2 separate regions of the Mus musculus genome follow, and region 2 is linked to region 1. The links are chromatin loops, found by intact Hi-C in ENCODE. Cell type or tissue: left cerebral cortex. All regions are shown on one strand. Links, peaks and the distances in the headings refer to the core of each region. The heading gives the core; the rest is flanking DNA. Region 1 overlaps 1700019L22Rik (a long non-coding RNA gene). Region 2 overlaps 1700019L22Rik (a long non-coding RNA gene).

Evidence for each region. Peaks named below come from ENCODE experiments on the same cell type or tissue, not always from the same donor. Only the 100,000 strongest peaks of a DNase experiment are listed, where the experiment ranks them.
Region 2: a loop joins it to region 1, with 2.3 times the contacts of the local background. A loop is called at or near these places in 2 of 42 quality-filtered maps.

Annotation. Positions count from the first base shown.
Region 1 is chr8:50,157,000-50,173,563 of GRCm38, reverse strand. It overlaps 1700019L22Rik (a long non-coding RNA gene), which reads left to right. Exons shown (of 7, transcript XR_003947392.1): 6 at 11,501-11,637. Among named protein-coding and RNA genes, the nearest start is that of Gm2516, 200 kb to the left of the region's middle. In left cerebral cortex, for the core only: a CTCF peak has its summit at 8,622 (motif pointing left); no DNase peak of the experiment used is centred there.
Region 2 is chr8:50,285,833-50,302,396 of GRCm38, reverse strand. The region is part of intron 5 of 1700019L22Rik (a long non-coding RNA gene); the gene reads left to right. Among named protein-coding and RNA genes, the nearest start is that of Gm2516, 74 kb to the left of the region's middle. In left cerebral cortex, for the core only: CTCF peaks have their summits at 8,659 (motif pointing right) and 10,059 (motif pointing left); DNase peaks (open chromatin) are centred at 8,659 and 10,056.

The DNA of each region.
Region 1 (16,564 bases), core at 4,061-12,060:
ATTGGTTTTTTTTTTCTGTTACTATCCTTCAAAGGCCAGGATTCGTGGAAAGATAATGTGTGAATTTGGTTTTGTCATGGTATACTTTGGTTTCTCCATCTAAGGTAATTGAAAGTTTGGCTGGGTATAGTAGCCTGGGCTGGCATTTGTGTTCTCTTAGTGTTTGTATAACATCTGTCCAGGATCTTCTGGATTTCATAGTCTCTGGTGAAAAGTCTGGTGTAATTCTGATAGGCTTGCCTTTATATGTTACTTGACCTTTTTCCCTTACTGCTTTTAATATTCTATCTTTGTTTAGTGCATTTGTTGTTCTGATTATTATGTGTCGGGAGGAATTTCTTTTCTGGTCCAGTCTATTTGGAGTTCTGTAGGCTTCTTGTATGTTCATGGGTATGTCTTTCTTTAGGTTTGGGAAGTTTTCTTCTATAATTTTGTTGAAGATATTTGCTGGCCCTTTAAGTTGAAAATCCTCATTCTCATCTACTCCTATTATCTGTAGGTTTGGTCTTCTCATTGCGTCCTGGATTTCCTGGATGTTTTGAGTTAGGATCTTTTTGCATTTTGCATTTTCTTTGATTGTTGTGCCGATGTTCTCTATGGAATCTTCTGCACCTGAGATTCTCTCTTCTATCTCTTGTATTCTGTTGCTGATGCTTGCATCTATGTTTTCAGATTTCTTTCCTAGGGTTTCTATCTCCAGTGTTGCCTTACTTTGGGCTTTCTTTATTGTGTGTACTTCTCTTTTTAGGTCTAGTATGGTTTTGTTCATTTCCTTCACCTGTTTGGTTGTGTTTTCCTGTTTTTCTTTAAGTACTTGTAACTCTTTAGCAGTTTTCTCCTGTATTTCTTTAAGTGAGTTATTGAAATACTTCTTGATGTCTTCTACCATCATCATTAGGTATTCCTTTAAATCTAGGTCTAGCTTTTCGGGTGTGTTGGGGTGCCCATGACTGGTTGAGGTGGGAGTCCTGGGTTCTGATGAAGGTGAGTGGTCTTGGTTTCTGTTAGTAAGATTCTTAAGTCTGCCTTTCACCATCTGGTAATCTCTAGAGTCAGTTGTTATAGTTGTCTCTGGTTAGAGCTTGTTCCTCTCGTGATTCTGTTATTCTCTACCAGTAGACCTGGGAGACTAGCTCTCTCCTGAGTTTCAGTGGTCAGAGCACTCTCTGTAGGCAAGCTCTCCTCTTTCAGGGAATGTGAACATATATCTGGCGTTCAGACTTGCCTCCTGGCAGAAGATGAAGGCCTGAAACAGTGCCTGTCCCAGAAGCTGTTAGCTTCTGTAGTCCACACGCTCACCTGTGCAGACTAGTCTCAGAGGGATCCGGGAACCAAGATGTCTCCTGCAGATGCTCTGGCAATATCTTCCTGGGGTGGTCAGACACCTCTCCTCTGGCAGGGAAGGTGCCCAGATGTCTGCACTGACTATTTTTGGTGGAATCTGGGAACCAAGATCATATTAACATATTTTTAAGATCATTATTTTATACCTTGCAAGCACTGTACATTTTAATTATTTTCTTGCCTTCCCTACAGGTTAAAGTATTTTTCTATGTAAGTAAAGTAGTATCCTATCCAAGATAGTCAGGAAATATTACTGCCAGAACAGGTATATGAACATGGACAAGATGGTACTTGGGAAATTTCCAGCAACTCGTTATGACTTTGCTACATTTAACAAATGTCAAAAGACTAGGAAGAATATGCTAAGTATGCTAAAACTACGTTGAAATTCTATATTATGGCTATCATCATGGCCATCATGAAGTGATCAAATGACAATAGGTGACAGTAATGACTGATTCAGTCACTGTGGAAATCAGGGTGGGGGAATCTCAAGCATAAAAGTCAAAGTATTATATGGCAGTATTCTGATCTACTATAGTGACACTGTGCTGTGATTGAGTAAATATTTTAAGGAGGTAACACACAAAAGTAAAAAAAAAAATAATGCAGTTATGATTTCCTGCCAAAATGAGGGGGGCACAAAATCCACTGATTCAAAATTTAAGCATGGGTGTGAGCAATGACTGAGGCCCACACACTTGGCATAAGAGCTTTTATATTTGATTGCTACTGATGGAGGAAGTTTATCTCCTTTGAGACATGACCACTGGCAGGTTTCCCATGACCCCTTGGATGACTCTATTCCCATATGAGTATGAGCATCATCCTCTGTGTCCTGGCTGACCTGCGAATGCACCTCCCAGCTTATTGTGTCTTCATTGTATCCTTCTTTTCTTCATTGACATAGGCTTCTACACACTGATTTTTTTTTAACACAGAAAGAATGTTTTAGTAGTCTTATACTTTTAACCTCTACATAACATGTAGTAAAGCATAAACAAAAGCCAATACTGATTTTCTTATTTTTTATCCAATGGTAATAACATAACACACCTAAAGGCATTACATACACACACACACACACACACACACACACACACTCACACACACACAACACACACACACACACACACACAGAGAGAGAGAGAGAGAGAGAGAGAGAGAGAGAGAGAGAGAAAGTAATAATCATAATTAAATATAGTACTTTCTTGTAAATGCAGTTGGGTAAGTGCTACCAATAGATCAATAACTTAAGAAAACTCTATTGGTTTAAAAAATGTTAGTATGAGTGCATTGAACTCTGACTTTGGAAATTTTAATAATCTTAAATCATTATAACGTAAAATTTGAGTGTCATCTAAAACTATTCCCAATTTTTCTTAATATCATGACATATAGCAAAACTACAAAACCAAACTTTGCAACTTAATAAAATATAATTCAATCTAAATTACTTTTATAACTAATAGGTCTTTGAGGAGTTAGGATTTTTATTATCATCATTCCATTCATAACAATTTTTCAATTATTCTATAAGCCCCCATCCTACATGTCAGAGGTTCTAGTCTGGCCCAATGGTGATAATGCTAACAGTCATTCCTTAAAAATATTGTGTGGATTTTATAGATTTAGGCAATGTGATTAATTTTCTTTTGTCTGGAGAACAATAGAAAATAGCTGTAATTCTGATTTGAATGAATGACTTTATTAAGCATGTAACAAGCAAGTGTAAGGGAACAAAGAATGAGTAGCATGTATTATAGCATCATCAACACAGGGCCTTCCAAGATCCAGCAGAGATGATGGGTAATCATATTGAGTAAGTAAAGGTGAGAAAATTAAAATATGGCTTACATCATCAAGCAGCAATAGTGGAAAATCCCACCCAGGCAGCCAGCTGAGGTTCCTCATTGACAGTTCTGGCAAGACATGAGCACTCCTTTTGGAAGAGGCTTCCAAGTAAAAGATCAAACAGAAAGTAACAGATAGACAGTGAACCATCATCAAAGCTGTGTCTTTATAACATCCATCAGAGAGAACAAAATCACTGGAGCAGTCATGATTGAATGTCTGAGTGAGAGATGTCTGGATAGAGTGTCCCTGCTTCTTAAGCATGAGCTTCCTGCTTCTCTTTCCCACAGAAGCACCTCCATACCACAGTATGAACAATACTAGCCTGGGATGCAAATCATTTGCCTTATAGCTGTACTAGGTGGTACAATATTTTAATTAATTACTTCTTCAAGGTATAAAGAAGAGGAATCAGGGCTCGCCATGACAAGGAATTTCTTGGGACATGATATAAACATGCTCAGTCTGAGGACAGGGGCCCATTAGCTTTCATAACCTGCTCTCAAATATCATAAACAGCACCTGACCATTTATTAATACAATTTATGTTGCAATGGTCTATGCTAATCCTGGGTATTTACATAGAGATATTTACATATTCAGGTTTAGGTCTGTCCTATTAACAATAGAAAAGGAATAGAACTGCGGTTGATGAACATGTATAAAGGAATAAATGAAAGACAAACAACATCATCAAACTAGAACAGGTCTCCTCCTGAGCCGAGAGAAAAAGAGTTTAAGGAAGGGATGCAGAAGGGTAATAGTATAATGGACATAATATAAAAATAGAAAACATCACTGGAGTGGAAGAGAAGAAGCAGATAGGAGAGTAAGGAGACCAGGGAAGGAGCAGAAGAAGAGTATCAGCCCAAATAATTTTGGAATGAAAATGATGTAAGGAAAGTTTATATTTTGTATACTAATTTTCAGGTAATCATAGTAAAAATATAGGGTCTATATATAAGTATTAGTTTGCCCATAGTGCCTTTAAATAGCTTGGGAGGAAAGCAAAGACTACACAGATATGACATGTTCTGGTTCACTAAGTTCATCTTATACAGCCTTGAGAGTATATAGTTTGAGAATCCAGACTTAGAACTATAATAGAAAAATGACACTGTAGTGTTAAGTTCCATCATTCTTTCACTAAAGAAACCCTGCCACATGAACATGAGGGACAAAAACCAAATGCATCAATGTCATTGGCTCCCAGATAAAAACTACTGGAGTAAATTGGTTGTTTTAAGTGAAATGTGGATACATCAAAAATAATATTTAATAAAAAACAAAGCAGCAGTAACAAAATAGCAGTGTATGTTAAATTATACACCCTAATAGACAAAGAAAATAATCTATAACTCTGAATAACAGAACATCACACATATGTATTGCCAAGACTGGTCCACACTGATAGCAATTAACAATGATAATGAAAACAATTTGGACACATCAGTTATAGTTCAAGAAGACAGAAAGTCAGGTTCTGGTTGCTTGGTACAACCATGATAATGGTCTGAAGACTTTGGAACAAGAAATGCCAAACCAGTGTCATTCCTCAAATCTGCATAACTTGATGAGTTTATACAGAGCCTTCCTATCCCTTCAGGAGGAGGAAAAGCCATTTGGAAACATTTCATGGAAGAGTAACACAAACAATTAAGGTGTAATATGGCTAAATGACAGTTTAAAAACATTTAGAAGTCTTAATTGAAAAGAGAGAAGCACTGGCACTGGCTGGAGGTGGTGGAAAGCCACTTAGATTAATGTGAGTAAAGCAAGAGATAATGACCTGAAATTAAATAAATCACACTGACCCCCAAGTTCGTCGATCATCAAACATATACCCACGGCAGTTGTAAAAATTCACTGCTACTCCACAGGGTTTATATATATATATAGCTAAATGTTCTAAGGGAACACTCTTATGCTGTAAAATACAACATAGAAGCATTGTCATTCTTAAAAGTTATTTTCTTTAATAGTTCGTCAGTAAATGAAGCCAAGTCATCAGGATGAGAGTTTTAAATGCTCCAGAAATTAGTTGTGCTTACAACCCAAGGCAAAAGTGTGCCTCAAATCATCCATTTCCAAAAGAAAGAAATCAAAGCAAAACAAGATACCGAACAGATGGGGAAAAAAGATCACACAATGAACGTTTTAAATTTGCAGTTTCTAGTGCTTCTCATTAACTTTATCTGGTTCCTTAATTTTATTTAGAGATTTGTATGTGACTGATGAGATTGAGAGACAGGAGTCAAACAAGCAAGTCTAAAATACCCTGCAGAGGTACCGAAATCTCTGCTCTCTGACTTTGTGCATGAGTTCTTTGTAATGAACACCAAGAACATGTTGCACATCAACAAAAATATCTATATTACTACAGGTATATGTGTTTCTCAGTAAAGCTATTTTGTTTGTGATTTACTTGCGTTGCTTGTGTTCTCTCCAGTAAAGCGTTAGCTCACATCTCCATGTGCTAACTACCTCCATGTTGTCATTTCATAAAGTTCAGCAGCCAAATTTCCACTCTGTGGGATAGGAGGTTGGTGGCATGGAACACATATTTCTGAGATCTTTTATACTGATTAGCCTAGAAGCAATGTTAGTGTTATACCACAATTTAGTTCTCTCTCTATAAAAATTTGGGTTCAGACCTTCTCCTGACTCCAAATCTCAGGACTAACAGGGGCAGCTCCCAAACGACTCTACCTTCCACCTTTCCAGTTACCCTGCTCCCAACCTCTGGCATTCCTTTAACTTTTAAAGACCTTAAATAGTCAGACTCAGGATCATGGCTTGACTCAGAAAATAATATCGGGAAAACCCAGCATGAAAAAGTGTGGAAGCTTATCAAAAGGCATTTCTGATACTGGGCTTGAGCATGAGGGTTGAAGGGGAAAAAAGGTTCTTGGGGACAAAAATGGATCTAGAAGCTTGGTTTGAGCTTCTTTGAAATCTATACATTTATTGGCTTTAGAATGGCCACTTACAGGATTGTGTGGCTTCTGAAACAATGTCAAAGAATGAGACAAAACCTATGTGAGATGACAATGTAGCTCCTAAGGGCACCTGCCAAGATTACAACTAAAATTCTAGATCACAGAGAGTATAGAAAGTAGCATATCTTTATTTTAAACAAAGTGAATTGCCTTGTTTCACTTGTTTTAAGTCCCATAAAATACGAGAAGAAAGCATGAGGCTCTACTAAGGTACCTAGACACTGAGGTCTTCAATATGGGACATTAATTAGCTATGTATGAAAAGAGTGTTATCTACATTAACAACTTTCACAGCAAATGTTAACTGCATGGGGAATTCTTGCATCTGAGCTGGCAAGAGACTCAAACAGACTCTCTCAGAAGGGCTTCCTTCCCATCCTACAGCTTTCTCATTTTTTCCTTTCTATCCCATCTCACAGCCTAACTTCTTTGTTCTGCTCCTCAGAAGTTCTGCAGTTATCAGGCCCTCTCAGATACACACAGAGAAAAAGTTTCTATATTTCCTATTTCCCAATTCACAAATATGAGCAAATCAATAAAAATCATTCAAAGGTTAGAAGAATGGGAGAGTTATAAAGACAAGGATTAAACACACACACACATACACACACACACACACACACACACACAGGCACACACACAAAGTCAAAAATTGACTTCAATGCAATTTTACAACAATTCACAGAGAAATAATCCAATGTAAATTAATATTATCAGGGCAGTAATTCATTCTTCAAACAAGAAGAGGCATTCATTTGAAGTAGCTTCATTGAGTAAAAGTGAAGAGCCAACTTTTGTCTATTAATTTCAACAAAGACCTAGCAGAATGGCCACAGAAAAGAATGATGACAAGCGGGGCGTGGTGGCACATGCCTTTAATCCCAGCACTCGGGAGGCAGAGGCAGGTGGATTTCTGAGTTCGAGGCCAGCCTGGTCTACAAAATGAGTTCCAGGACAGCCAGGGCTACACAGAGAAACCCTGTCTCAAAAAAAAAAAAAATGATGACAAGAAGAGCCTTTGTACCATCAGCACGGTGGTAGCTAGGGAATGTCCCATCTCCACTCACAAACTGTCTAATGGGCGCAATTGAAGACACCATTTTTATAGTAAATTTGTGTGTTTCTTTGGGCATTCTGAGGGGCATGAACTCTGAAACCCATTAGACCACAAACATCAGTGCCTTATTTATCATAGGAAACCCACAATATATAATAATTAATGTAAATGAATGAAAAAGCTAGCTAAGTGATGGGAAGGAGACAGCTGAAGGGAAGGAGCGTGGGTGCCTCTGGGAAACAGAACTGAGAGGAACAAGGACCCTTCAGGGAGCATTTTTTCCCATTATACTTCTGTACTACCACTATTAAAATGACTGTGTGTTATAGTATGTTAGAAATTTAAAATTATTCATTCCGTATAAAATTTTTAAAAGACAAAATCTTAACTATTACAAACTCGTGTAGTCTTCCAATGAGGTCCTATCTTAAAAATCAGCTTCATAACATATTCCAAAAAATGTCACCTGCACTTATATCTAAATGCAAATAGCACTTGATGAATCTTGAGAAGTGTTTATATATTTGTGAAATTATATATCTGCTTAGTAATATGAAATCTATACATTAATAGCATCTGTTAACGCAGCCATAATAATTTGGAACAGAATTTCTGAAAAAAATTGTTGTCTTCCTTTGCTTTAGTAGTAAGAGGCTATTTCTTAATCTTCAAACAAACCATTTCATAAGCATTTACTGAGGGAATAGTGTAGGTTTATGCCGCTATATCACCTTCCAAGAAACCATGTCTTTTCTTTTCTCTTTATGCTTTGTTTGTCTGAAACTTTTATTCCTGCCCACTAGTTCCAAGTTTCATAATGGTGATGTTCAGACTAATCCAAAGGGCAATTTACACTTAACCTTTCTTAACAGAATTCCCTGAGTGGGTTGTCTGAGAAGTGCATTTACAATTCGTACTACAGACAACAGACTACAGCTTGTCTCTGAAATTGGCCTTATGAATTGTAACCACAGGAGGAGACAGGAAAGGTTTTACATTCATTGCATCTTGGCAAAAGGATTCTAGCTCCGGCAGCTTTCCCTGGAGTCCAGTCAAATAGAATCAGGGGTGAGGAAATTGCTGGCCTTTTTTACTGAGCTGCCACAGGCCTCATGCAAAGAGGCCCTTTGCTGAGGAAGGGCCAGAAATGACTTTAAAGTTCTGATCTATAAAGAAGTCTCTCTCTGCATTTGCCAATATTCCTTGCTCTCTCTGTCTCTGTTTCCCTTCATTTTATCTGTGTATATATGGCATGAGACACTGGCAGGCTGTATTGACAGACCATGTGACCTGAGTAAGTAGCTCCTCAAACTGCTGGGCTGGCTGGTAGCATCCTTGGGATGTTGTTCTCTAGATGCCCCCTAATGGACATCTTAGAGAAGCACTGACATCCTAATGTGAGATGGCTTTGTCTGTTTCTCAGAGGAATTGTTGCTTGATTCAGAATGAAACAGAGAAAGCAAATGAATCTATCAGTTCCTGAGGCAATTACAGGCACATAATAAACATTTAATGGAGTCAAGCATAAATACAGCTGGGATAGTCCTTGGAAGCCACACAAAACAAATGTTAAATAAAACATGATACTTAGAGGTATTAGGCCATTAACTTCTTTGGATGACTAATGGAGAATTATTTCTCTATCAATAGCAAAGCATGATCTTAATTCTTAGGAAAGTTATAAATACAAAGACCAAACTTCATCCAATAAGTATTTCACCTGGGAAGTATTTTATGCCACTTCATAAATATCTTCAGTAACTAACATTCCAAAAGTCTATGAGATTACTCATGTCAGACTATAATCTCAGCACATAGATATTACACATTATAAATTTAAAATTTATTGGTAATCATATTTCACACACACACACAAACACATGCACACACACACACAGGAGTATGAGTGTATATTTACAAGTCAGTGATTAAGATTTTATACCTAATTTAAAGAGCAAAGATATTTTTCTAGGAAAATTGAAAGCAGAAAATCACATTCACTTTATACCAGCATAGATAAGTAAACACATGTGAACCTGTATCAGAGTGTCTTAGACTTAGAGACTTATACTAGGTGCTCATCAAACTTATTATTTCAAATGTATCTTAAACTCCAAAGAGATTTTCTGTTCATGTTCAGTAGTAACTAGGGATATGATTTGGTCAGTTTACATGTATCTAGTCAAGTAATGGAATGAATAATATTTTTCCCAAAATATCATCACTGCTTTTAGAAAGATAACATGAAGAACAATGGAAATTGAAATATTTTCATGGAAGAAAATTAATTATATTCACTCCCATGCATAGTGGAAGTACAACGTTTTGGTGAAATAAAGATGCTAATCTGGGAATTTCTTCAGTGTTTCATTTATTTGAGTTACTCAATATAAATTCTTTCTCTCCATTGTTTGGTCTTCAGCAATCACATATATGTGTGTGTGTCTATATATGTTTAATTTCATGTCATAAATATCATTAGTGAGATACATGTATATCTGAAGCAATATCTTATTAATTCTTGACTTAATTGTCTTTCCTGAAATTCCAATTTACCTGTATATTTATTTACTCAACATTTTTATATTTTACATATAAATGCCTTACATATATCTCTCACTTAGTTCCAAACTTCCATTTTCAGACATAGATGTTCAAAGGCATGAAAAAGTTGCCAGCCATAAAACTATGGGAAAAAAAAAATCTCATTTGTAACAGAAAAGGATTTGCCGGGGGTGGGGGTGGGGTTGCCAAGAAAGGTAAGAGAGGAAAAGAAGAGGGATGATTATAAATTGCCCATCCTGGATGAACTTGGAGAGAGAATGTGCTAGAATCAAGTCCTCCTGTTTCCATTTGTTAGTGAAGATAAATAATCCTTCTCCCATGTCCTCACGTTCAGAATAGGTTTAATTTAGAAGTGCAATCATTAGTGACCATGTAATAATTATCTTCACATGGATATTATAATAGGTTTTATATATTATACATTGGATGTTAGCGTTTTAAAGTACTATTAACTGTATATAGGTGGAGAACAATTGATATAGCATTAAATTAGCATTAGCATTAACTATGTACAAAGGTAAATATATAAAACATCAAAAAAATTCTTTCTAGTCTCTAAAATAATGGGTTGAGTAACCTCACCATTTGAGCAGAGATTCAAAGGCAAGAGGTTTACATTTTCTTGCTTATCATATTTGGTGATCTAATCTGATAACTCCTTCCAAATATAACCCTTCTCCTCACACGTACCTAAAGTACTTAGTCCATGTCTCTCAACCTGACCAGTTGAGCTCTATCAGAAAGCATATTACCTTTTGCTTCTCATGAAACTGAGCCAGACAATATAATCTCCAGTGAGCAAAGGTATAGGGAATAATATATTGAGTTTCCTAAAACAATTAAAACATCCAATCTCACAGAGAGAAATGCCATTGCTTTTTCTATATCTGGGAAACAGAATGAATGTCAGGGTTGAGCCCCTTAGTACTAGGCAGTTGTTTAGGTATGGATATTGTTAAACTCTGTTTTAAAAAATGCCATCTTCAATTTTTGATGGAACATACTCCTCCACCTAGGCAAAGACAATTATCTCTCAACATTTGCCTGCAGGATTGTGACCCGTAATGTCTTTAGCAGGCTCATAACTTCTAGGCAATGAAATAGGACGGTATTCCTGAAATCTCTTAACAGATGCACTGCTTGAGGGGAGGGCACAATGATACCGTTTGAGAACTGTCAGCAGTGAACGCTGCTAGCTTGTAAATTATTCCAAGTGCATTAAGATAAAGGAATGACACCTTTGTTAGCTAATGTGTTTCACCTGCAAAAATAACAGTTGCAGCCTCAATAAATTTGAGCCGGCAGGGAAAAACAAGTTTGATTTCTCCCAGTTTCCTGTATACTATTTACACAATTTGGTTAGCATTCTCCCTAGGAAATGCAGCTAGTTGGGGTAAATTAGCATAGCTCAGTCATTTGTTCTTCACATCCCCTCATTGAGCTGAATCGATTTCATACTGTGACTTCTTCCATGTTTCTTCTTAAATAAGACTATTTATACCTGAGAAAAATACATATACCTTTTTAAAATGAAGGGAAGTGGAGAGGAACAGTTGCTAATGCAATCAACTTTTCCAACCATTTAACTACTTTTTCTTGATGATGAAATGCTTCCGTGTTTTTCTTTCCTCCCCTTGGAGGCAGATTAGCATATTCTACTATGGATATTTTCATACTCTAGGTGTTCTGAGACAACTCTTCCAAGTGGCACCTACAATTCAGATGTTAAGGATTTCAGCTTTTGGATACCTTCTCTGATTTCACGATGAGTTCATAAGTTAAATCGCTTTGATATGAAGCTATGTCCTACTGGGCCTGGTGAGTACCTGCAATGCTGGTGTAGGAAGCAGACACAGAAGAAATCACTGGTCACCACATCTAGCTAAAATAGTGAACAACAGAGCGGGGGGGGGGGGAGGGGAAGAGAGAGGGGAAGAGGGAGAGGGAGAAAGGGAGGAGAGGGAGAGGGAGGGGGAAAGGAGAAGGGAAGAGAGGGAGAGGGAGAGAGAGAGAGAGAAGGAGAGAGAGAGAGAGAGACAGAGAATATGTTTCAATGGTGAAGGGCAATGGCAAAAAACACCAATGTCCTCTGACCTCTGTGCACATAGAGGTTCATGTATGCAAACTTGTATACACACACACACACACACACACACACACACATAAAGCATTGTATAAAGAGAAAAAATAATTGGGTCCAATCCAGGAAAAAACATCTAGTTATTACACTAGTCTTGGTTGTTTTGGTGATATCAGGTTAACTTTGAAGGTTGTCCATTCCAACTGGCCTTCAGGGAATTTCCTTGATCGTAACTTTAATCATGTGATGAGGTTGGGACAATTGAAAACATCATGAAAGTCTCAGAGTAGGCCAATGTTGAATTGGGGGAGTAATTAGTCAAGCTTGTTAAAACAGCCCTTCTTAGCAGCAGTGATCAGATACACTGCTATATTCTCAGGGCCTACTCCAACATATTGTAACATTCACTTCTTGTTTCTGGAAATCTGTCCCCCGCAGCTTTACAACTTCCTGTCATGTGGCTGTTACAACTCCATCTGTTTCGCCAGCCCACTCTAGGATTTTTCTTAATTTAAATGACTGACTTCTGGGTTGTGAATTATCTGCAAAAGAACCTATGGATACCTTGGGATCTGTCCTTTTCACCCTTTTACCCTCAGCCATAATTATCCCGGGTCCACAGATGACTGAGTCTCTGTTGCAGACCTACAATTATGTGCCAGGCAGGAATAGGAAAACATTGCCTGGATCCGCAATCTATATTTTGCTATGATACAAACAAACTCAGTCTTTTTTTTTTTTTTTCTCCTTTCTGTTGAGAAGATGAAAACTAGAAGGACTGATTATTTTCCACCTTAGATTTGGGCTTAGAAAGTGAAGCATCTCTCATTTCTAGCAACAGGCATGGATTTTGAAACTGTCATCCCCTCCTGTCAGCCAAGCACGCACGGGATACCCAGACAGCAGGGAGAGATAACTGGGATTCTGGGAATCCAAGCGATCGGCTTCGAGTAGTGGAAGCACTATCGTGCCTCATTAAATGGTCTTCTCCTTTCCTTTGGGTTTCATCCAGGACTGCAGAGGCATCCTGGCTGTATAGCATCACTCTTCTGCTTGTGCCTGGTGTAAACAGATCCGACCTTGATATACATGTGCACTCTTTGCCTGAACCTCTTCATTTCTGAAGTGGTTGCAGCTGTTCCCAATGCTGCTACAAAATACCTTTTAACCAAGAGGACTGCAGCTTCCCTGATGTAAGCCACTGCGGATGGATGTGTGCTTCATCAGCTGTGCTCTGACACTGTAGAAATAGAAACTCAAAAGGAAATGCCTCTTCCCTTTGATTCTATTATAGAGTGCTGTACCAACTCACAGCTGGAAACAAATTAAAGTTGCTTTTTTTCTGATAATACAAGGAAAGTGGTTTCTGGGGAAAGGTCCTATTGTAATCATTTAGGATGTTTTCCCTTGCAGGAATACGTGTCTGCCTTGGCTAAATTAGATTGGTTTGCATTTAAATGTTGATTATTAAGAGAGTTCTTACATGACTGAAGTTTTGCAAGGTGATATATTTGGGCATTTATATGTCTTTGCCACCTGGTAGGTCCTGCTTCATGTAATTATCGTTCTGCCTTTCCTTTTCTCCCAAATTGTGGGAATATTTCACAATCAAAATGCTAGCCCATTTATTTTAATAATTATTGTTGTTTATATTAAAATATCAGGGCTTTTTTTCTGTACTTCTGCATGCATTTTTCCTTTTGGGAAAAAAAAACAGCTTTTTTCATCTCTCGAATGTCAAGTTTCTTTCTCTAACTTTAAAAATTATCTGTGAATCTCTCTCCACGTATGCCTGAAATACAATCAGGTAAGGCAAACACTTCCCACACCCAAGGGAACTGAAGGCCTTTCCATCTGATGGGTACGTCTGTGAGGCATTTTCTCTTCTTTAAATTAGAACAAAACTCTAAAACTGAGCCTCAAGACATCGCCCTTGGCTACCTTTATTAGTTTAAGCACCTTGCTGACATTTGATAACACCACACACAAACAGAGAGCCTTGTGCATCCTTTATTCCTGTCTTGCATTTGCCCTTTTGCTAATGGCTTTAATTTTTGCTCCTCTCGAAAGGATCACTTGAATTACAAAGTACAGAGGCCAAGTCATTTCTCCCTTGTTTTTCCTAGTGAAGTCACAATAAGAGAGAACTGATTAAGGAAGCAACTCGGAATTTTAAAAACATTTTTTTTAACGCAACACACATTATGTTATACAACCAAATCAACCCTGAGCTTGGACTACAATTCTCAAAATCACCATAAACTTACTCCAACAATTTTTGTTTTCAACCAATGAGCATAGGCAATAGCTGAGGAAGCTAAGGAATTACAACTGCAAATTATGCCAGCCTGGTATAGTTTGAATTCACGGGACCTTGAAAAAAATAGTAAGTATTATAAGGAGCATCCTGACATTCTTTTTTTCTTTTTTAATTAAAATCAGATGAGGAAGTTCTCATTGAAAGTGTGTTTTTCTTGTGTCAGAAGAAATATATATGAAATCAAGGATGTCACCTTGAGGTCCAGAATTATCTCTATAAATGTGTGTCACCTACCCCTTGTCTTTCTGGCCACATTTCTTATCACCTTGGCAAACCCAGGGTGTCTGCCTTCAACTTGTCAGTTTCCCACATTGCTACTACACTTTTTCAATTTCAAGATGTATATGCTTGTCTTAGGGTTTCCATTGCTGGCAGGAGCCACTGTGACCACAAAAACTGCTATAAAGGAAAGTATTTAAATGGGGAATGCTTACATTCCACCGGTTTTGTCCATTTTCAACATGGTGTGCAGACAGATATGTTATTGGACGGGTAGCTGAAGATTTTACATCCAGGTCCAAAGGCAGCAGGAAGAGAGGAAGATACTGGGCCCAGCTTCACCTTCTGAAACCACAAAGCCCACTCCCTGTGATACACTTCCTCCAACAAAGCCATACCTACTTCAGTAAGGCCACACCTCCAATAATGCCACTCCCTATGAGTCTATGGGGTCTATTTTCAGTGAAACCACCAAAATACCCAAATACCAATTATATATCCTTGAGTATTCATTCCCTTAGGAAAGTTTCAAAGTCATATAGAACATACAAGAAAAGTATTTGTATGCTTTTCTGCTGTTGAAAATTTAGTTCTCAGAAATGGATTTAAAAATTGAACAATTCTCAGAGGGCATAGGTAAAATTTACCTGTATTATATGTTACACATACAAGTAACATACTTGATGTTTTAGGTGATCAATTGATTCCAAGACTGACACTTTATATTTCAGATGTTGTGGTAGGATTAATTGTTTATTAGGTATCCATAGGTAGTTTGTGCATCTGTTAGTTCTTTTCTAGAGTTTTTGTCTGAACATTTTTGCTCCTCTCATGCCCTGAGAATGTTCTTTTTCAAATGGGTCCATTATCTGAAGTTTGATATTTGTACCTTAAGGAATCATGAATTGAGATCTCAGCAATTTCATAAGAAAGAAAAAAAAAAAAAAGGAAGGGGGGAGACTCACTGACATTTTGTTAACTTTCTATTAATTCATTTAAAAGCAAAATTAGTCTTAAAGTAACAAATTATATGCAGAAACCAAATTCTCTTCGTGTGTTGATTTTAGTTTTGAGTTATATATATTCCACTCAGCCAGCAATAGACATATGTTATGCCACTTAACAGCTTAGAAGAATGATTGCTGGCCACGACTAGAGTTCATATCTCATTATTCTTTGACTCTAGTTTCAAACACGGCCATGTTAAAAATTCCTGCTTGATGGTTGATCACTGACCCAATGAAGTGAGTTGTTGAAATATCATAGCAGTTTATAGAAGCCACGTGGATGACTCGTGATGTGAGTGATTACATGCAACATCCTTGCTGACAATGCCAGACAGGGGGCCAATGGTTAATGGTCCATGGAGATTTAAATACTCATATCCCCAAAGGTCCATTTTGTAGGGCAAATATGATGCCCAGTAACGGAGCTTGCAACTCCATTGCCTCTCCAGTGTGGCTAGAAATAGGCTTGCATTATTATTTCTAGCTTCATATATTCCAGACTGTTTTGATTTCTCAGTTTTGCCCAAATATGTGTTTGTGAGATAATGACTTAAATACTGTCATTTTTATATTATGTAAATATAGCCTTATACTTCCTTCACCCAACATCTCTAAGTAGAGGAGGGTCTGAAGCAGAGCACTACTGTCTTAATTAATAAATTTATTAATCTTACATCCAGAGATTTAATATACAGTGATATGAACATAACCACAATTTAAAAAGTATACTTAAGGCCAGTATCTTCTAGAAAAACCTGCAGCAGTCACAATACCTATTATTAATATTATTATTAATTAATATATACTTGTCATAATTTAGATGTTAAGGACCTTTCAGTTATAATGTTAAGTATGAGATATAGGTTTTCCTCTTAACCCTTTTTCTGCCCCTTCTTTAAAACATTTGTATACAGGGGAATCATATGACAACTGGAAGTATTAAAATTCCCTTCAGGTGGAAACAAATGGATGCAAACTAAAATGATGAATTTTGGGGAGTGTGAAACTGATGTGGGGGCATATACACAAAGTGCTAAAGTTTATTTTACACAGGCGACTTTGAGGATCTAACATACTGGAAGGAAAAACATTAAACTTGCATGCAAGTATATCAAATAG
Region 2 (16,564 bases), core at 4,878-12,877, 130 kb before region 1:
ACCCCATCTCCACATGGATGCCCCCAACTCCCACCCCACCTGACCTCTAAACTCCCTGGGGCCTGCAGTCTCTTGAGGGTTAGGTGCATCATCTCTGAATGGACACAGACCTGGAAGTCCTCTACTGTATGTGTGCTGGGGGCCTCATATCAGCTGGTGTATGCTGTCTGTTTGGTGGTCCAGTGTTTAAGAGGTCTCAGGGGTCCAGTTAAATTAAGACTGCTGGCCCTTCCTACAGGGTAGCCCTTCTCCTCAGCTGCTTTCAGCCTTCCTTAATTCAACAACGGAGGTCAGCGGCTTCTGTCCATTGGTTAGATCATAGAAGGGGAATTTGTTGGTCCACTGGTAACATTTGTCATAGAACATGTATTAAATGTCCACATTTTTTGCAATTACAAGTGAAGATATGTATGCAAGCTTTGATCTTTCACTAAATGTTTATGGAATTTCAAATGCATTTAAACATTTCAAGGGGGCCTCCCACCAGCTGTGTATCCTCAGATTATTAACTCAGTACTGAGTACTTCAGGCAGATTGTATCTTGCCTTGGGCCTAGTAGTGAACCTCCTTTTGGGAACGGCACTTTGGATCCTATTCTGGATTTTTTTCCTTGGGAGGTAGCAATTCTCCTCTAGTAAAATTGTGCTATGTAATCTCATCCTTAAAGCTTTCAGCCATCATGGAACAGGATAGAGGGGGGAAGTATCTGAGATACAGGATACAAGGAGCCATTCCTATGTCCAAAGCAAGTATTGCACTCATCTTATCATGGTGGTACTCTAATGAAGAAGAAAAAAACCTATTTACCTTTTTTAAAAAGAAAGTATATATCTTCTGTAGGGTTCAGTGAAGAAATAAGTCATTGCTCACCCACTGAGTGAGACTTCAATGTCAGTAAAATGGGCAGCATAGTTCTTTCATTCTCCCCTGACTCTATGTAACCTCTCACACAAAGAATAGAAATTAGCTTTTGCTGGGGCACCGTCATTGTGGAGGTGACAGACATGCTATAGAGCTATGACATGAGAACCATGAACTCTATGATACGCCAAGTCTTTCCTGTTACTTATGACCACCTGTCAAGTTTTCTAATACAATATCCTCCCAAATATTTCATTTATTTGTTTGTATGTTTGTTTATTTTTGTGTTTTGTTTTGTCCCGGACTGGGTTTCTCTGCTAGCATCCAACTCAGAGGTCTCCCGGCCACTGCCTCCTGATTACTGGGATATGTATAACCAACGCCTGGCTATTTCCAATTTCTTAATTATTTATGTAAAATAATTCACAAATTCGGTAGAAAAGACTCCACTACTTGTGTTTTAGTGGTTTCTTCCCCTTGATAAAGAAGTTAACAAATGCCAATAGGACTTTAGAGGGCTTTGCTTTCATGATGGTGTAGCTAAATATAATAATATATTTTTGTTCACGTATAAATTATTTCTTAGCAACTTTTCTGGCCAAGGAAATATGCTAATGTAAATGCTCACAGTTAACAACACAGATATGGGCTCTTCTCCAAAGAACTCTACAAGTAAAGACAAAACATGGATTTGAACAATGCCAAGCATTCTAAAGGCAATGAGAAAAAGTATATATAATGTGATTTTTTTTCTATATGATTGGAATAACTGGTACAGTAGTTACGATCAAGGAAGATTTCTCTTCTCCAGGGCAAATGATGTCTAAGTTCCCTAGGAGAGTGATTTCAAAGCACTCAGTGTTTTAGGAAAGGAAATGAGATGGAGCAGCAAGAGCTAACACTGTGAGGTGGCAAAGTGTTCGAGACATTTCAGGAAATAAAAATAAGCCCAATGTGCTTGAAATGCTGAAACAGGGGCAGAAAATTGGCTTAGACGTTGCTAGGCAGATAAGCACGAGCCAGATCAGACAAAGTCGAACAGAACAGATAAAGGCTTTGGATTTTTTTTTCCCAAGGGAACAAAGGAGGAGATCTCAGGGAGTAAAAAAGGGACTAAGAAGATTTGTGTTTTAAATAAATCCTTCTGACTGTAAAGATTAGATTAGAGACAATTCAGGACAATTGGTTAGGATGCCGAAATAAAACCATTGCTGCGCATGATTCTCATTACCGAAGGGCTTTGGAAGTTGGCATTGCTCTAAATAGCTGGAATCCTGAGATATCAAATTAGTACGATTAACAAAGATATATAAATTAATTGGATGAGTTTCAGGAAAGAACATAGATACAGCCCAGACTCCAGTGTGAGTGAATGCAGACCCACAGGCCTGACTGTGGCTTCTGATGTGTCCAGATGAGAAGAAATCTTCCCTAGGGAAATTGTTCATATTTCTACACAAATCTAGCATTCTTCTGTCATGGTGATCTTCTCAGGACTCTTTAGATGAAAGAACTTAATGAGATCCCATCCAGAATGGATCTATCTGGTGATTTCTCAGAAAATAAGTTCTTTAGTGATTTAATACATAGAAAAGCTTTCCCGAATCAACTGGAGATTTTGCGATTAGTTGTATTTTATTTCTATCTTGAGACAAAGTCTTGCTATGTATCCCGTGCTGGCCTGGAATAGGAGACAATTGTTTTGAAGGTTACCTTCAGTCATCAACTGAAGAACTTGGATGATCTGATAGAGCATGCAGATGTGTTTGCAAGGGAGCAGGAGATCTGTTCAAGACATGAATAATTGCTGCCTAGTTCCAGACATCCTGACTTCCCATAGACTGAGACCCAGATGCTTGTACCATTCCATTCTCTCCTGATTCTGCTATGTGTCTTTGACACCCGCCCCATCTGAAGGTGACTCACTCTGGTGGAAATGAAAAATGCAGCCTTCTGTAAATCAAGACATCTCCTTCTTTTGGGCTCTGTATCAGTTGTAGGACCTATGGGACTTAAATTTTATACATATTTCTACTATTAAAAAAGGCCTTATTTTATCACCTCTCTCGCACAAAGATTGTGTGGTAGTTGATACTTACCCTCTTCTACAGTGGAGGTTAAAAAATAGGGAAACTCACAAAGGACCATTGCCTGTTATTTACTCCTAATATTTACCTAGTTATATATATATATATATATATAGAGAGAGAGAGACATATATAGATACGTATATATTACATATATATAATATATGTAAAATATTATACACACACACATATATACACACACACACATATATATATATATTATATATATATATAATTTACCTAACATTAGAAATACAAGGTTAGAAATACAAGTATTAGCATGCAATTGCTTAAATTCTGTACCAGTATTAGAATCCTGTATTTGCACTTGTCTACTCTCAGCAGCAAATGATGAAAAGGATACAGCTTCCTTCATATTCAAAAGAATGGAATGGCCAGAAAATTTGTTCTTTTCAGTTCACTCTCATTTCATCACTACCGGGGGGATACTTTCGGGTACTGTGTATTTGAACGCTGATCCTGCACCCAGAGGTCTGGTGTCATTGCACTTTGGTATTGTCATGGTTAGGAAGCATTTCCTCACTGAGTATTTTATAAGACAGCCTTCTCTATCACCTCCGGAATGGTTAAATAGTGAGCCAAGCAGCCGAGGAGCCGAGAACTGGGCATGAGAGAATACGGAAAACTTCCATGTCCAGGCTGGGAGTGAAGGTCTCAAGTGTGCTAGGAGAGCTGCCATGAGGACACAGATGAAGAAGGAGACCCGGGTGAGACCAGGATGGTAGGTAATCAGCCACGTGGCTGGGAAGTAGGCAGGAAAGTAGGCCAGGCCAGCATAATTAGGTTAGAACAGTTCAATATCTGCCCAATTATATTGCCAGAACCTTAATACAAATGTCTCCTTTTACTATTTATAAGGGCAGGCCCAGAAAAGTCCCACACTTTTAAAATGAACCTATTTGTTCTCTTCAAAGAATAAAAAATAATGTTTTTTTTCTTCTTTTTGAGAAAGCATCTCAACCATGGCACAGCCTGTGCTTTAAAATTTTGATATGTAGCTCAGGCTAGCCTCAGACTTGCAGGATTCTGCCTGTCTATAACCATGACAGACTGAGCCACAGTGTCCAGTGAGAATCGCAACGACTTATAGAATGTAATACTCTAAAATCACAATGACTTTCTTTTGCATAATTGATTTTTTTGTTGTTCAAATTCTGTACTTGTGTGTTCCATTCTCATATAAAAGACTAATAATTACTAAGGGGTTGTTGTCATTGTTGTTTTGGTTTTTACTTTTTATCCACCCACCTATCTCCCCACCATACTTTCCCAAAAGAAAAAAAAAAAAAAAAAGAGTCACATCAAAATAAAACAATAGCAACAACAATAACAACAACAAAAAACCCTCAAAAAACTATTAAGTTAAAAATGTCTTGAACTAAACCAACAGCGCACAGAGACTATGCCCAGCGCCAGTTCAAACAAGACATAATCCCAGCACTGAGAAGAGACCACGAGTGGACACAGGATCTCATCCACTGTCCAGCAGCTGTTTGTAGTTGGCACAGGCCAGGAAAGGGAAAAGTCATTTCATTCTAATGCTGGGTCATGGGGTAGATCAACCACACTCCGAAGCAGGCAGGTCCCGGCCCAAGGAGGAGTTGGCCAACCCAACCAGGACTCTGTAGTTTAGTTTGTAATTTTTAACCATGTAGCAGATTATATGATAACTGTATGTAATCTAACACTTTCTAATAATATTGATCTGACTAAGCTCCGGACACTGGAGGATTAAATTGTTTTGGAGGTCTTGCATATTGGTTCTTCCTTTACATATTTTAAATCAGAACAAAACAAGGCACTTGTCTCAGAATTTTAAGACAATGACAAAAAGCTAGAAATCTCTGAACGTCTTGCTGAAATGTTCTTCTAAATGGTCTCTAAGCTGATATTTTCCTTCTTGCAAAGGCTGATGAGATAAACTGCAAGGCTGCTTTTAGAACTTCCTACAGTCCTCTGTGATAATACTTGTTTAGTGTTTGAATTAATACGATTCACATATATTAAAAGAAGCTAGGTGAATTCATTATGATATCTCAATAGATGCTTCATGATTCCCTTGCTGTGAGCTCTAAAATCTACACCTTTTGATTTGTTCTGTATAATTAAAAATCTAAGCATAGTGCAAGTGTCTTTCCCTAGTTATGTCAAAATTTACTTGGTAGCTATTTCCTTTCAGTGAGCTAAACAACTTTATTTATAAAACCAATTCAGGATGTTGCAGTTAAGTTGTCATACAATAACATGCAATTATACATGCTGTCTAAAGACAGAAATACCACCCCAGATCAGTAAATGCAGCTGTTATGTGCTGATGTGTTGATCTTTTGTATATCCTAACCACCGCATATTATAGATGAAATTGTATGTCCAAACTAAGCAATCTCACAAGCAATATGTTCATTATATAGAAATGTTATTTAATTCACTCATGGGCTTACAAGTTATTTCATCCCTTGATGGTTAGCTATATGTAGAACAATGCTGTGATGGTTTGTTTTCTTTCAATGAGCTCAGTGAAGAATAAATAGAAACTCAGACATATTTCATATTTACTATACAGCATATTGCATTTTTTTTTTTTTGGTTGAAGTAGGTGTGTAGACATCTCAGGCTAACTTCAAAGTAGCTGTGTATGACTTTAAGTTCCTAATCTGCCTTTGTATGTCTCCTAAGATATTTCATGAGTTCTATGAATAATAAGAGCAGTGAATGATCTAGAACCCAGTGCCTGGAACTCTGGTTTGTGTGGGGGTCACAAGACTGAATTAGAGGTTAGTGAAAAAATTAACACATTAGTGAAAGATGTCTGAATGTTCAGTGAACAAACTAAAAAACCAAACCGACAGTGAAAATGAGCTGTTTGTGGCAATGTTTATGGAGATGGATCGTGTGGCTTTCCTGCAGTGTGTTTGGAGTGCACAATGTGCATACATGCTTTAAGTCCCTCAGTACCAGAGAACTATGAATACAGTTAGTTCCTCAGCACATTGAATATGATTATTTTCACTGAAGTTCAGTGGTTCTACTGTACCCACAGTTTTCTGCACTTATAAAAATGTGACGGTTTACATGGAGAAATCGCAATTTGTTCATTGTTTACTGCCTTGGGTTTGAATTTTGTATTTTAATAATTACTGACTGTATCTCAGGTTTGAGTTACGTTTTACATAAAAAGAAAAAAGGATTATTAAATGAATTTTGGCTTAGGATTAGCACAAAACCTCCAACCATTTCTGAAATGGTCTTAAACATACTTCTGATAGTTTGTCATATTTCTTTGAGGTAAGCATTTTTAGTATGGACTGCTATAAAATCCAAATATCTATCACATCTGAAAGTATTGAGAAGACACTATTCCTTCTGTGTCAAGTCTCAAGCCACAGTTTAATAATTTATATGAAAATATGCAATCATATCAGCTCATTAACCTGCAATTTACCTTCATATTTAATGCATTGCAAAATTATATGTCTACCAAAAATTCTTTTAAGATAAAACTCTTTATAATTTATTGTCAATGTCCGTATAACTGAGTTGGATTTCTACATATCCACATGGAGACCCAGACACATCTTGCATATAATAAGAGATCACAGGAAAAGTCTAAACTATCGACGGAATACAACACAAAAAAATATCAAAATAACATTTTCCTCTTAGCTATAAGAAAGTTAGGAGTGAGAACTGTAAAAAAGGTGAGCACCCAGCACTGTATCTAGTAGGCCATCTGGCCATTTCTCCAGATGTGAAGAATCATTTAGTGAGAAAGCAGATTAAACATAAACTCCACATCAGCTCTGAATCCCGGCCACGGCTTTGTAATTAGAGTGGACTACGCAACGGAGGAAGCCATGCTATTATTGCTTGCTCAGGAAGTGTCTGTTTTTGATTTCTCCTGTAATTTATCTTCAATTGAACTGATATTGATTTCTTGGGGTGGGGGGATTGCATAATCTCCAGGAAGAATTAAAGGGGGCTAATCTTCGTGTGCTCTGTATTTTTCCCACTGGCTTGTTCTTCCCAGTGATTTATCTACCTAATAACATTACAGACTAAAAGAAAAAAAAATCTGGTCTTTCAATTTATTTCTCCAAGATCTGTTCATGTTTGAGCATGTCTTGTCCTTAATTGCCCGGGGATTTGTAGATAGCTTTGTCTTCGATGCTCTGAAACAAGTTGCAATATAAGTAATTAAGGCGCTGGAGTCACAGAAATCTACAAATTGCTGTTTGGCTTCCATGTGTGACATTTAACTAATTGCCCATTGTTATGAAAACCTTTAACTTCATGGATGTCATGATCTTTTGTTGTTGTTGTTGAGTAGATGTTGCTAAACTGTCTGTTAAACTAGTGTAGTGAGATGGTGGCCATCAGAACCCTCACCGCTTTGGAATGCTGTTTTCTACTCTAGTCGGTCGTGTGAATTTTAATTTGAGACTGTTGAGATGATCAACTATCTCCTGGAAAACTGACAGATGCACTTGGCTTCCTGCAATGGTGTAGGATGAAGTGAACCCTGAGCTGTGGGGAGGAGGGGAGCCGGACAGTAGATGTCCCCTGCCTGATGTTCTTCCCTTCCACCTCTGGCCTGGGAACATCCTTAATAAAGTTAGCCATTACACTTCACACTTGTACAGCATGTCTGACTCCTGACAAAATATAAGGGATGAAACGATGCTTAGTATCGTCAGCATCACAACCAGGAGATGTTACGTGTTAATTAGAGATTTCTTTGGCCTTTAAATATTGGTGTGTTTCTAAAGCACTCTCTTGAACTCGAGTATTCAAGATATATTATCTGCCATTCTGGTGAATGCTGTCATAGTGTATAATTCTGCATTTGGCAGGAAGAAAATGACTTCTGTGACTGCTTAAAACACACTCAAAGATGGACCATCAGAATTGGTTCTTAAGTTCACAGCAGACGCTGGGAACTCTGTGTCTGCTATTTATTTTTCTCTTGTGCTTATTTCCCTTGAAATTTTGTTTGAGCCTCTCTCCACCTGTGGTTTAGTGCCTGCTGTAATAACAACACCCTGAAAAGCAAACCTACCCCGAGTAAATAGCAATGGTTCTTTTAACCCTCTCAAAAAGAAGAATCCTGTGCCCCCTAAGACATTTTCTTCTTCCCGAGACCTTTAAGATGACCTTAATCTGCAGACATAATCTGGCATCATCACGGCCAGTAATCGAGATGTCAATATTAGAGAGGAGCTCGTTCCAACAGTTTGCATCCTGGATTGATCACTAGTTGGACAATTTCGTTCCTAGAGTGCTGCCAGTTCAGGGTAAGAAAGATGCTCTTGATAGATCCTCCAAGAGATAGTGGTCTTTGTTTTTGTTTTCCAATAGAGACGTGAGATAGAGATTTAAATCTTAAGCAGACTTCATTTTAAAAGACATGTCTTCAAGGCAGTAGGAAACTGTAATATTTTGTACTCATACAAATGGAGCTCGTTTACGTCCGTTTTGCCTGGGGTGCTAAACCAGCAGAGCGTGTCTGCAGACAGCCTAGTATTTTTATCAATGGAATCATGAAGTTTTGGTGGAAGGATCTATAGGAGAAGAGAGATTATTGTTCCTATTGAGCCTCTTCAGCCATCTGCTGTAGAACTCTCTGTTTGCCACTGACTTGTATACAAAGCATTCATCTTTACTGGAAAGCTAATTTTTTGCACCACTAGGTGGCAGTGGAGTTACATACTTATGATTATTCATGCGCCTTTGAAGACTAGTGGTGGCTGTGTTAGGATTCTAAGTACTCTAGGTTTCCTCGTATTCATGTGTTCTTTATTCAAAGGACAAGCCTATTTGTACTTGAATGTCATACTCTGCACGTCGGGTTTTATGAAGCACCCATTTCTGTTTGCTTTCATTTTCAAAGAACATGCTTGAATAAATTTTCAACAAAATACTCCAAGTACCTTGTAGTTCTTCAACTAATTATTTTTATTTAGAATGACCAGTATGCAAATATTTGACGAGAACATGGGGGAAAAAAAGCAAAGCTTGGGATGTTATTGCTTTAAAATTCATTCTTAGTTCATAATAATCTTCACTCTGTCTCTGGAATTTTCAAGAGGAAAACATGATTTTAAATGGTCACATATAATTCAAACATTTGAGCTTCCTCAAGGACAGCTCTATGTGAATTATCTAATGGAGTTTTTCAGAATATTGTCTGCATTGAGACTTCCCAGATCTAATGGTGCTTGTAAGAACATATTGCCTACGCTTACATTTTTAGCGTGGTTCTGAAAATAATGGAGATTTTCATAGAGTTTCATCTAAAACCAGCTTAAGGATAGGGTATCGTCTTGGATTCCACAAGAACATCGTGGCATCCCCCTTTCATATATTTTTGTCATATTTCCTTGTTTCAGACCCTATTTATTTATCATTTTTTAGACACACAGCAAATAAAATCAGTAACCGAGAATTTAAAAAGTATTCAATATAACTATTGACTGCATCTCATCAGCCTCCCCCGTGCTAACATACAGTGAAAGCAGTCCCGAGTAGATATGCAGCGTCTGTCTGAACTTGATTTGTGTGTTGTTCTTGCGTCGTTTGTCTGGGCAGCTGGTCAAGAGCACTCCGGGGTAGATTCCTTGCTCCCTTCTGTGTGTCCCAGTAGGATGGAGTATTGGAAAATCTGCTGCCTGCCCTAGTTCCTCACATACCTGATCACAGACAGGTCCTTCTTTGTGCTCTCTTCTAATTCACAGATAAGCAAAACTTAACAGAAAGACAGTGAGAGAAATCTAGAATGGCATTCCTCGGCACTGGCTAGACTCTCAGCATCCCAGGAAAACACATGGGTCAACCCAGCAAAGCAAGCATTCACCCTGGGAAAACTCAGTTTTTTCTTTGTTTCTTCAGTCTCCGTTTACCAGATTTTACACTTTGGGTGATTTTATTTCTCGCCTCTTCTAGTTTTTTTGTTGTTGTTGTTGTTTTCTTTTCCTTAATTTATTTTCTTAGGCAGGGAGTGGCGATGAGGGAGAAAAAAGCAGCCTCCTATGGTCTCCATAGAAAAGAACTTGTTTGATTTTCTTTGGCTTCCTCCTTGCTGACACTGCCCCCTGGTGGCCGAAAATAAAGACCTCAGACATATTCTGAAATTGACATGCTGTTATTTTAATTGTGACATATTTTAACCCCTCTTACCTATTAACGGTTTAGATGGGCTTCGTCTAAGTATTCCTTATATTTCTCTAATCAGTAAGATTGGTTTGTCAGCTTTTGCATTGAGCATTATCGAGCATCTTAAGAAGACACGGGCAGTTTGGAAAAAGAAGGGGACCTCTGTCACAAAGTTCATTGGTTAGCAGACCCCAGGTTCCCTCTACAGACATGAAGTTTGGTTCTAGTCACACCAGCTCTGCCTTTCTGAGTCTTACTGACTTTACAAAGTACAATGTACACAGCAGCACGCATGGCTTATCCCTAGAGAACAGTTCATTTAAGTCCTGGGGAATTCTGGTTAGAGGGACACATGCATTTCATCTTCACATTTCATTACTTTGGTCATTTAAATTGAATGCTCAAAGAATTGACTTTTCAACATTTAAATTCCCCGGGACTGAGTGACACGGACTTCTCCTTACTTGCCACATTTGGGCTTCTTCTGGAGCCTTTCATTGTTTATCTATATTGATTGGGTGACTTTTGCCATCTATTTGCCGGCCTTGAAAAGATTTAAGTCTTCCATAAGCATAATCTGGCTGCATTCTCCCCAAATTTAATTAGGATTATTGGTTTCCTGTCATATATTTATGCATTGTGTTTCTTGCCCATTCACACCTGCTCAAACTCATTTGAAGGCAGGGTTACCCTCATAAAATACAAAGATTAACCTTCACTGTATAATGTAATGAAAAATGTACTAATTTTATGGTACAAAAAATCCGATACATTTATTTCAACTTTGCTTTTATAACGTTGAGAATTTTGTGAATATTAATTACTATGTTCCAAACATTGCAGAGAAAATTTTGTGAATACAATAATGGAATGTAAAGTTCATTAAAATGTACGTGATTTTCATCTCTTTTTGCTGCCTTTGAAAGGGCACACACACACAAACACACGGGTGGGAGCAGGCAGACAGACAGACTGACAAAAACATTACTTTTACATAGTTTTAGAGTCTCCTTATTTTCCCCAGTTCACTGCATGGTCTCACAGCACTAAAATTATTTGCGAACTTTATCAAAATATTTCCAGATTTTATTAGAATAAAGAAATAGTTATGGTACAGTTATTATGACCTAAACTAGATAAGATTAGAATGCTAAAAGACTCACACAGTCCTTTCTGTGAGAAGTTGGAGATCCGTGGAGCAGTGACTATGAGATTTATTGACTTGTCTTGGAGATGTGCTGATGACGGCATTTCTAATTTTCCAAAAGTTACTAAGTCACTGACCTCCTGCTGTGCTCAAATCTGGAGACATAGCAGCAGTGACTATGAGCCTTGCCTTTGCAGTCCTCGGTACATTCCTGTCTCTGGCATGCAAGTGAGGCTTTCTCCTTTAGAGTGATGTGCAGGTTTTAAGAAAGGGGGGAGGGAGGGGAAGTAACATATCTTTTAAGTGAGATTATTTTATATTTAATGCAATGGTTGTATCCAATTCTGACTAGAGGAATGTGTGTGTGTGTGTGTGTGTGTGTGTGTTCTGTTCTTGTGCACACAACACTGTTAAACATGGCTGTTAAAGACATACTGCACCCTGTGAGCCTATGATGGAGTCACCATTAATCATAGACCCAGCAAGGAAAGGCATTCTATCAAAAACACAGCAGCCAGACACTTAAAATATAAAATCGTGTGAGCATTCTGCTGACTTTTAACTTAGCATAACATTTACTGTCAAATGCTAGATAAATTTCTGTCTCTAGATATAAAAGTTCAGCTCCAAGAAGTTTAGCTTATCAAGAGCTGGCCATTCTTTATTCTTTTAGTATGATGTGTTAAATGGTTAATACTACAAAAACAGGACAGGCTTTCTTTATCGTGACGTATTAAGTTGCTTTGTAGATGAATAGTTAGGTGACATGGGATAGAAACGTGATGAAGGATTTTAGAGGCACATTACATTGATAGGACTTACTGACTTAGAGTGACTCATTGAAACTGAGAACATATGTAGTGAAGCTTCTGCCAGCATGGAGCAGAGAACACAGTGCCCAGTGATGAGGCTGGGGGCATAATAAGTGGCATGGTAATAAACTAAATAGGAAAGCCTTCATCAGCTTAACCACATCAGTGTATTATATTGGACATGTCATACGTGGGAACAAAGTACTACATGATCAATTTCAGGACTAATCAACCTCTGAAAGACAGAACATGTGTAGAAAACCCAAGGGATTCATGTCTCTCTCAAGTTCCCCATTTTCCCCAATGCATCTTATTTTCACAAATGGACTCTCCCATATTCTTAATTCCAAGTGCAGAATTATTCAAACCTGCATTCAATGGGTTTTAATTATGAGTCACTTCAAAGAAGAGAGCAGGGGCCGTGATGAAAGATCTTGGAGACGCTGACGTGAATATTTTCAGTTGCATATCAGCCATGTGTTTCTGAACGCACAGGTGAGGAGTTGAAGACGTGACTCAGTAGATGAGTAAAGTAGCCAGGTTTCCTGCCCAGCAACCACTTGGTAGTTAACAAGTGTCTGCATTCCCATTTAGAGGTGATCTGGTGTTGTCTCTGGTCTCCATGGTTACCAGACACCTGCCCAGTGCCCATGGCTGCATGCGTGCAAAACAACTCATACTTATAAAATAAAGATAAATAAATATTAAAGAAAGAAAGAAAATATCAAATTTTGCCAAAACTCAATAAATTTTAGTAACTTTGGAGTGGCCACCTGACATAACCTGGCATTTCTCCAAAGCATAAGTGGTACCCTATTAGAAGACTATGTCTTATACATTTATAATTCATCAATCTGGATGAACCACAGCAGGCCTTCATCAGGGCTGGGAATGTCCCAACATTTCACTCATTGAGCTGTTTCAATTGACCCTTGTGAAGTCAAGGTTAATTGCTGTAATGATAGAGTAAACATCTCAGATGCTCATGAGGCTCCTCTCCTCATGCTTGCTTGCTATGTTCTTCATGTGACAGTCTGCTCCCCAAATACTGTGCACTATTCAGTAAGCAATAAGAATGCTCAGAAGGAGTTTGGTGTACGTTTGGGGCAGCTGGGTGAGAGTAAGAGTAAAGCAGTTATTCATTATCTTCATTAGTCCCACCAAAAATTTTAAAAAGGAGAAAGTCTAAGTAAAATTAAAAAAAAAAAAAACTGGGACATACGATGATGTTGATGGAATCTTGCCTCAGTTTTCCCACCTGGAAGCAAAATATAGTTAACTGCTCTGAACTCTTATCTTCTAGGAGTATTATTCCTAAACATATGTAGGCATTTAATGTTATTTTATTACAAGAGGTACGGTTTATTCCCAAGGTTAGTTTGTGTCTGTGATCTAGTTTCCCTAATTGTCTTTGCTGCAAAGATCTATCATGAGTGTGAAGAAGATAGTGAGCCAATAATAGAAGGGCAAGGTGCTTCACCTACAGAAGAAAACCAGCCAGCAAACAATTTCTTTTATCTTCTAGAGAAAGTGTCCTTTTCTAGAGATATGAAGAGCATGAGAAAATCATTCCTCTTGAAATAAACCTTGAATCAGATGATGGGTTAGTGCCCCTTTGAGGAAAACCTTCAATTTAGGATTCTGACATCATTCTTGTGTCAACTTATGTTTCTGGTGTGTATGGTAACTTTCCCTAACTGGATCACAGGTTGAATTTCTGGGACTATGGGGTAGGAGGTTGAAAGCAAGAAAAATCAGAACAAAGCTAATAATGCAAGCAAGCCTTCAAAGCTCACGTTTGAGCCACGTCAGAACTCTCTTTTAAGTACAACTACAGGGACAAGGAATTGTCCTTGTGGCTATGAGACTGTTTCTCTAGATTTATGTCCTCATACACACCGATTCTGCAAGCTGATTTCGACCTTGTGGATATGAATTTTCCCACATAAAGCATGGTACCCCACAGACAAAGAGGTAGGCAGAGGGGTTCCTCTGAGTGCTGCAGGTCCTTCAAGATATGTTTTCCACCTTAGTTATGTCTCAGTACATTTACACAGCTCGAGGGACGATGTAAGAAGTACCAATATCCTATTAGGTGAGTAGATATTATCCTTTCTGTAATATGGAATGCTTACAAATAAGCAAAATAGATATGTTATACATTAAACATGCATAAGACATTAAACAGGTCTATTGCCCATTCATCGTGATGAAAAAGACTCAAGTCATTTCCCAAAGGGACTGGTCAGTTAGCAGAATTGTCATTACATGTAGCAGGGTGCCAATTAAATATTATATTTTATATAAGAAACATTACTGTTTCATGCCTACCTGAGGTACATGCAGGAGTCTACCTGAGGGATTTCAAGGGTCACAAAATGCCTTCATATAATAAATGTTACTTCCATATTCATTTTCATGGATTTGTTATTAATAATTTAGGTATAAATTAATAATATATTTATGACACTTGCTAGAAGTAGGAAAATTATTTATAAATACTTAATAAATGTTTGATAATGCTTTTGCCATGCATGTTATAAATGATAAATAGTTGACTATAGACACCTTGTTAAAAATTAATGTCCAGCAGTTATGGTTATTCTATAATAGCTTGAAAAAAGTTATTAAAAGAGTGAATTAGCATCATGTATACATTCTATAAACCAATTATGGGAAAATATGTAAGCTTTGGGGCAGTTTGCAGAAATAGCTAGGTGATTATATCTAATGATATTTAGTCAATGCTTGTAATTTACTACACACAGTACCAGATACACTTTGGAAGAGTTTCCCTTGGTTTTAAATTCCTGTTCAATAGTTGCCAAAGGCTAACTGGCTATATCCCAAGATATCATGACCACCAGGAAGTTATTTGTAAATGTTCTATAATATGAACTACAAGCTCTGCTTCTGTCCTAGAAGGGTGTAGAAGTGGAGTCCATTGAACTTCAATGAAAAATGTGAAGTTGTAAAAGCGATTCTCACAGGTCTGTCTTTAGAGAGACTGAGTCCAGACTGCTATTGCAGCTAGATTCAGCTCTGCCCTGTCTCACATTTCAGAAAAAGCAGAGCTCAATTTAGTACTCTAGATCAGACATCTGTCTATCTAACACACAAATAATACTCACTGCTTACACAGAATATACAGGAAACTACAGTCAAGATGCTTTAAAAGGCATTGAACATACCAAAGTCATTGCCCTGATAGTTATATTCACACTTAACTTTTCTTCGTGTCTGCTACTTTCAGATTGATATTCATACTACTTTGCATTTTAATATCCTAAGGTGGCAGGATTCAAGATTGGGTTGGGGGTTTAGGCATCAATGATGCCACAGACACCAAATATGTGAGACAGATCACAGCTCAGGGGTATTTAGGGAGAGATTTTACTTCTATTGGCTCAAAAAGATGGAGTGAGATTGCCTTACCCAAATTCAGATCTACAATGGAGATATCTGAAAAAGAATGGCACTTGTGTATTCACTTGTGTATTGACCTAATAGGGAAGACTGAAGAATAGGTTACAGCTCAGCTCTCAGGACTTATGAATTCTGGGGGCTGGACAGATGGCTCAGCAGTTCAGAGCACTGACTGCTCTTCCAGAGGTCCCGAGTTCAAATCCCAGCAACCACATGGTGGCTCACAACCATCTGTAATAAAATGCCCTCTGATGCCCACACAACCATCTGATGCCCTCTTCTGGTGTGTCTGGAGACAGTGACAGTGTACTCGTATACAAAAAGTAAATTCATAAATCTTTTGCAAAAAAGTATACGAATTCTGGAAAATAATGAGAAAACATCCAAGGGAAAGTTGGGTTTTTCCAAAAAAGACTTTCTTAAAGGTTATTTTACCAAAGGACAAGTGACTGTGGAAAGAGAAGAACAGCCTCTAAAGTGCAGGGCAGGAAGTGACTCAATCTGAAGCCGGAAGGCATCACTTACATCATATACTTCCTGACTCCTTCTCTGCTAGATTGGAATAGTCAAGACTTCCCAGTATGTACGGACATACTGAGAACATGTGAGAACAGGAGTAATAAAGAATAAAAGAAAGAAGTAGGTCTGGTGCATTTAAAAAGTTAATGGAAACTATCTGGGGCATGGTGGCTGTCTAGGAATATATCTAGGACTGGGGCAATATGTAGAGAGAGGGTATATGTAGCTCTCTCAGCATGCCTCGGGCTCCAGGTTTGTTTCCAAGTACTGCATGTGCTGTGTTTTGTATGTGTTTTTGTGTTTCTGAGTGTTTCTGTGTATAAATACATAAGTACCATGTGTCATTAATACATGACTTAACTGAATGAACGGAAAGGATTATAGTTAAATATGGAGGGGTAAAACCATGATAAAAAAGGAAAAAAGTGGTTACTGATGCTGATGGATAAAACACAGATTTAGCATAGTAAAGTATAATAGCCAAAGACAAATTATATGTGGCATGTATTATTCTCAGATATAAGAGAATGTGCTTTTACTTT